Regions from separate parts of the Homo sapiens genome. Here region 2 is linked to region 1. A link is a contact called in ENCODE Hi-C or POLR2A ChIA-PET data. All regions are on one chromosome and are shown on one strand. Each heading gives the region's core, a stretch centred on a gene start or an enhancer-like site at or near the end of the contact. The rest is flanking DNA. Distances are from core to core; before and after follow the strand shown.

Region 1 (2,933 bases), core at 118-2,617:
GTGCCATCTGATGCAGGAGCCACTGGCCACATGGATACTGATCATTCTCACTGTGGCCAGGGAAAGCAAGGAATTTTAAATGTTATTTAATTTTAATTAATTTGAATTTAAATAGCTACTTATGGCCAGTGACTACGGTATCAGACAATACCAGTGTAGAATGTTGGCCAGGCACCATGGCTCACACCTGTAATCCCAGCACTTTGGGAGGCTGAGGCAGGCGGATCACTTGATGTCAGGAGTTCGAGACCAGCTGGGCCAACATGGCGAAACCCCATCTCTACTAAAAATACAAAAACTAGTTGGGCCTGGTGGTGCACGCCTGTAATCCCAATTACTCAGGAGGCTGAGCCAGGAGAATTGCTTGAACCTGGGAGGTGGAGTTTGCAGTGAGCCAAGATCATGTCACTGCACTCCAGCCTGGGTGGCAGAGTGAGACTGTCTCAAAAAACAAAAACAAAAAAGAAGTGTAGAATGTTAATAGGTCCCTCAATATTTTTATGGTAGAAAAGAACTACATTATAAATCCTTTAATTACTTATTATGTATCCCAAGTTTACTATGTCAAAGTAGCACTTTTTTTTTTTTTTTTTTAGACAGAGTCTCGCTCTGTTGCCGAGGCTGGAGTGTAGTGGTGCGATCTCAGCTCACTGCAACCTCTGCCTCCTGGGTTGCGATTCTCCTGTCTCAGCCTCCTGAGTAGCTGGGATTACAGGTGCACGCCACCACGCCTGGCTAATTTTTTTTGTATTTTCAGTAGAGGTGGGGTTTCACCACGTTGGCCAGGCTGGTCTCGAACTCCTGACCTCAGGTGATCTGCCCGCCTCGGCCTCCCAAAGTGCTGGGATTACAGGTGTGAGCCACTGTGCCTGGCCCCAAAGTAGCTATTTTTAAGTGAGAAGGGTTAGACTTTTTTTTTTTTTTTAAACTGCATTACACACAATTGAAAATTTCCCAACTCGTTTGTTTCTTTTTTAACATAAGAAATAAACAACACCAACAGGAATTATGGCACTTCTTAATGAAAACTAAGGAAATTTTGCCTTGAGTGCTCGTGCAGCCCAGTAAAATGGGACGTCAGTTTTAAGGATCTGTTCTCACAGGGAAGAGCTCTGTGACCCAACCCACCACCTCTCAGACAGTGGAAGATTTTGCAGCAAGAACAGCTGAAGTCTATCCTCACTTCGGGAAAGAGGTGGCCTCGTGTGCACCACACGCTGAAGCTGTGCCCGGGTAGCATCTTTGCACAGGAAGGAGAACATTAACGTCTAGATTTGAAAAGAAAATCCTCCAGTTTCAGAATGAAACCCTCCGGACCGCCACGAGAGGGCAGTGTGCGGTTCGCTATTGCAGCTTCGAGGACAGGCAGGATCTGGGCTCCTTGGTCAAGAACCGTGTTCCCAGTCAAAAAGGGTCCATTGGTCAAAAGGGTGTGCTTATCTGAGCCACCACAGAAAGTACATGTGAAGACTGTGAATCTCAGGAAGGTGGAGTCTTAGGCTGTGTGGATTCAAATGCTCTTCACCACTTGGACAGGACAGACCACGGACATGGTTTTCTTCCCTAAACCATCACTTGAATTAGAAAATCAGAAAATGCACACATACAAATCCAGTGGCCATGCAGACACTCAGGAATTGTACAGCAACGGGAAATGCTGCAAAGCTGGCCCCCTCCAGGCACGTGGCTAACCCTGCCCCAGGTCAATTCCATGGAGGGACATAGCCCTCTCCCCCTCCCCCAGCGCTGAGCCCTCCAGGAAGGGGCCCTCCCTGTGGTTGTGTCCCCAGTGCCTGGCTCCTATCAACAGTCACATTTGGGACTGAGCTGAGCAGGGAGGTGCTGGCTGTCCCCACGGCGCCGCTCACCATTGGGAAGCAGAGTTTCTGGGTGATCTCCTTGTAGTCTTCATTCCGCTCCTTCACCTGGGACTGCCCGGCCGTCAGGTGACTACATATGAAGCAGAAGCTGGTGCTGTGGAACTGGAAGCGGATGCCGACGGCGCCCTTGTTCCCCGCCTTGCCCCCCATGCCCGTCTTCACTGTGTCGATGGCTACGTCCCTGGAACAGAAGGATACGCGCATGCCGTCGGCTCCTGAAGGAGAAGTGTGACCCTGCTTTGCCACAGAGAAGGGCCCAGCAGCAGCTCGGGACCTGCTGCTCTGAGTGCTCCAAAATCATCAGCTCAACACAGTGGCCACCGTGGCCGTCATCGACTCCTGGTCAGGAGGCCGCCTCCCTCCTGCTGCCCACCGCTGCCTGGACATCTCCCCCACACCCCAACTGGGAAGTGCTCACTTGAGCACCCCATGAAGCCGAAGACAGGGCAATGCCTGCATCCGCCCAGGTTCTCACTGCCACCAGGAGCGGCGCAAACATCACCACCCACCAGCCCACCCCACTCCTGTGCAGCCATCACGCCATGCATGGGAGGTGTCATCTGGGCAATCAACACATTTTTAAATTATTATTGTTATTTTGAGACAGAGTCTCGCTCTGTCACCCTGGCTGGAGTGCAGCAGCGTGATCTCAGCTCACTGCAACTGTGGCCTCCCAGGTTCAAGCAATTCTCCTGCCTCAGCCTCCTGAGTAGCTGGGATTACAGGTACCCACCATCACGCCCGGCTAATTTTTGTATTTTTAGTAGAGGCAGGGTTTCACCATGTTGGCCAGGCTGGTCTCAAACTCCTCACCTCAAGTGATCTGCCTGCCTTGGCCTCCCAAAGTGCTGGGATTACAGGCGTGAGACACCGTGCCCAGCAATCAATGCACTTTAAGAGCTAGGAAACGGGCAGCTGTTTATGCTGGGCTGGGTAGATGGTCTCAAAAGGACTTTTATGCAATGCCAGAGCCTGCTTGCATTCAAATGCCCACTTATGACGCATACGAGTCCATAGAAACATGGGCTGCAAGCACATTTGTTAACATTTCCA
Region 2 (2,872 bases), core at 317-2,816, 160 kb after region 1:
TGGTGAGGATTCCAAAATGGTATAGCTTCTTTGAAAAACAGTTGGGCAATTTCTTAAACATTAAATATATACTTGCCAAATGACCCAGTCATTTTACTCTTATTTACCCAAGAGGAATGAAAACTTACATTCATACAAAAACCTGTATGCAAATGTTTACGGCAGCTTTATTCATAATTGCCAAAAGCTGGAAACCCAAATGTCTTTCAATGAGTGAATGGATAAACAAGCTATGGTATATCTAAACACTGGAATACTATTGGCCACGAAAAGAACAAACTATTGACACAACAAAATGATTGAATTGCAAATGTGTTATGCTAAATGAAAGCAGTCAGACTCGAAAGACTATACACTGCATGCTTCCATTTATAATGACATCCTAGAAAACGCAGAATTATGAACACAAAGAACACATCAGCTGTTGCCATGGTTAGGACCAGGGGGATGGGCAGCACGAGGGAACCTGGGGAGGTGACGGAGCTGTTCTGTATCATGAAATGTAGTGGTGGTTGCAGGACTGCAGTGGTAGCTGTCAAAACTCAGAACTGTACACCAAAAAGAGTGAATTTACTGTACCTAAGTTTAAAAATAAAATTTAAAAAATGAAACCTGAACTTTCCTTTAGAAATTATGAGTATAAGCCAGGCAATGGTGGCGTGCACCTATAATCCCAGCTACGTGGGAGGATCACTTGAGTCCAAGAGGTCAAGGCTGCAGTGAGCTATGATTGTGCCACTGCACTCCAGGCTGGGTGGCAGAGTGAGACCGTCTCCAAAAATAAATAAATAAATAAATAAATAAAATATAGATAGATAGTATTATGCACCTACATATCAAAAAACTTTTATTACCTAAAAAGTGGACTTGAACAGAACAATGAGTCTAGACACCATCATTGTACTAAAGCATTGCAAACTTTGCATTTACTAGCAGTAGATTAAGCAGAAACAAAGCCTTGTGCCTTGGAAAAAAGACAATTCACCTCCTGGCCGGAAAGCCAGTCTGGACCTGGGATACGATGAACTCCCCATTATGGCTAGGTGAGTTGTACCCAGAGTTCATTATCCTATCATTGGTTGAAATTTAGTGATCCTTATTTTATTCAAAAATTATTCTTGTGAAAATTTTTCTGACATAGCTGGTTTATCTCTAAGCTTATGACTTCAGATGTTATTTTATGCTTGGTAGAATTTTCAGACCAAGTTGCAAATAATTAGAAAAAAAGAGGAACTTTTATTTCCCTGTTTTCCATGAACCTTACTAAGGTTTTCACTAAGTATATGAATATGTCAGTTTGGTACCAGGAATAAAACTATATTCATTCAATATTATTTCCATAAAAAACAAAAATCTCTAAACAAATAAAGAAATGTTAACTGTACATTTTTTCATGAATTATCGAGTCCACAGGAATGTCATAGCATCACCTACTAAGCATTCCTTTTTCTTTTCTCCAGTAGTTGAGCGAGAGGGGAATTCTTACATAATAATGATCTGTGGGCATCCCAGGCAGGAGGCACACAAGTGAGGGGGAAATAGAGCCCTTCTGTGCTGTTCGGCTTCCTTGGCTCATATCCCAGTTAGTGAATCAAAGCTCAACTTTCTTCACACCGAGGGGCTGCTGCTTTCTTGCTTTTCTATGACTTTCTCCTCCCTGGCTGCATGCCGAACTTATTTTTTTTTAAACAAATCTTAGTATGGAAGGAGAACCGTGACTCTCTGAAGCTTTAAAAGAGCACTGAATTATCTGATTCAGAATAAACAATGTATTAAAATCTAAAAGATATGAGAATTTCTTACAAGCCTGAAATAGGCCATTAAGCCATGGATTTAAACACTGTGGAGCACACACTGTGCTAACCAAGTTGATAAAGGAGAGCACAAAATTCAAGGAAATAGACTATAATTTTATATGGCAGAACTGAAGTTTTCATGGAAAGAAATCTGTATTTTTTAAGAGAAAACTGTGATTGAAAGCAATAAGGATGACAAAAAGGAGGTACAGGGAGTGTCTGAACCGGGTTGAGGTACAGGGAGTGTCTGAACTGGGTTAGAAGCAGGGGTTCGGTCAGTGCCTCTGGGCAGAAGGCAGCAGCAGCCCACGGCCATCTGGCTGTCACTCCACCGCCCCAGCACCACGAGGGACCACTCAAGTGTCACCCAGGGGACTGGGGAGATGTGTTTATCTACCCAGTAGTGCAGCCCCATTTTCAATTTTGCTATGACAATTTGAAATTTTTGAAATGTGTTCCAAAAAAATCAAAATCAAAACTTCTTTTAAAACAAAAGTTTCCATCTCCACAAAACACTTCAGGGAAAAATAAACATAAAACAAAGTAAAATATAAAGTAATGTTTTAAGGAGAATAATTTACTCATTGTATGAATACTAATTCTAGGGAAAGATTAGTCAGTCCACATCTTAACAGAAACAGAGTAAGCTATGGGATCAGATTCGAATTCCTTTTTCAGCAATAGAGAGGGGAACCTGTTTAATGTCTGTGGATTTCCGTTTCCTCATCTATAAAGTGAAGATGAAAATGCCTATCTGTGAGGACAGATGAGAGGCACTCGGGAAGTGTCCAGGAACACGTGGGACAAACTCCACGGCAGTGCTGACATGTTTCCATCTGGCACTGCCACCTGGCTGTGAAGGGTCGCAGGCCCTCCCTGAACTGTTTCTCTCGACTCTTGCGAGTGCAGTGAGAATTCCACCGCCTCTTGTCTTCCCTGACCTTTGGGGAAAGAACCCTTCCTTCAGCCCTCCATGTTTCTTCTCCCTAGGTTCAGGTGAGCATCTCAGTGTCTCTTTTACATCTCTTACAGGCCTCTCTGGCTCTGACCTTTGAAGACCTCCTCTCACAATCCAC

What was found. A loop is a pair of places that touch in the nucleus more often than their neighbours do. ChIA-PET counts read pairs that join two places held with the same protein, here RNA polymerase II (POLR2A). Pooled maps may share reads with other maps.
Region 2: a map of Right ventricle myocardium inferior shows a loop between it and region 1 (3-fold over the local background). The contact joins two enhancer-like sites. A Hi-C loop is called at or near these places in 6 of 168 maps with a recorded cell type or tissue (GM12878, MCF 10A, Right ventricle myocardium inferior and 3 more) and 18 of 50 pooled maps. POLR2A ChIA-PET finds 5 or more read pairs at or near these places in 2 of 52 experiments (HEK293 and Panc1).

What each region holds. Positions count from the first base shown.
Region 1 is chr6:158,070,730-158,073,662 of GRCh38, reverse strand. SYNJ2 (synaptojanin 2) reads right to left here. Exons shown (of 27, transcript NM_003898.4): 15 at 1,869-2,061. Among named protein-coding and RNA genes, the nearest start is that of SYNJ2-IT1, 71 kb to the right of the region's middle. RefSeq lists enhancers at 1,373-1,934, 1,935-2,498. Within about 2 kb of position 1,367, at least 5 of the 41 ENCODE cell types and tissues checked have a DNase peak (open chromatin) inside an H3K27ac peak, as active enhancers do.
Region 2 is chr6:157,911,235-157,914,106 of GRCh38, reverse strand. All of the region lies in intron 9 of SNX9 (sorting nexin 9), which reads right to left. Among named protein-coding and RNA genes, the nearest start is that of SNX9-AS1, 20 kb to the right of the region's middle. Within about 2 kb of position 1,566, at least 4 of the 41 ENCODE cell types and tissues checked have a DNase peak (open chromatin) inside an H3K27ac peak, as active enhancers do.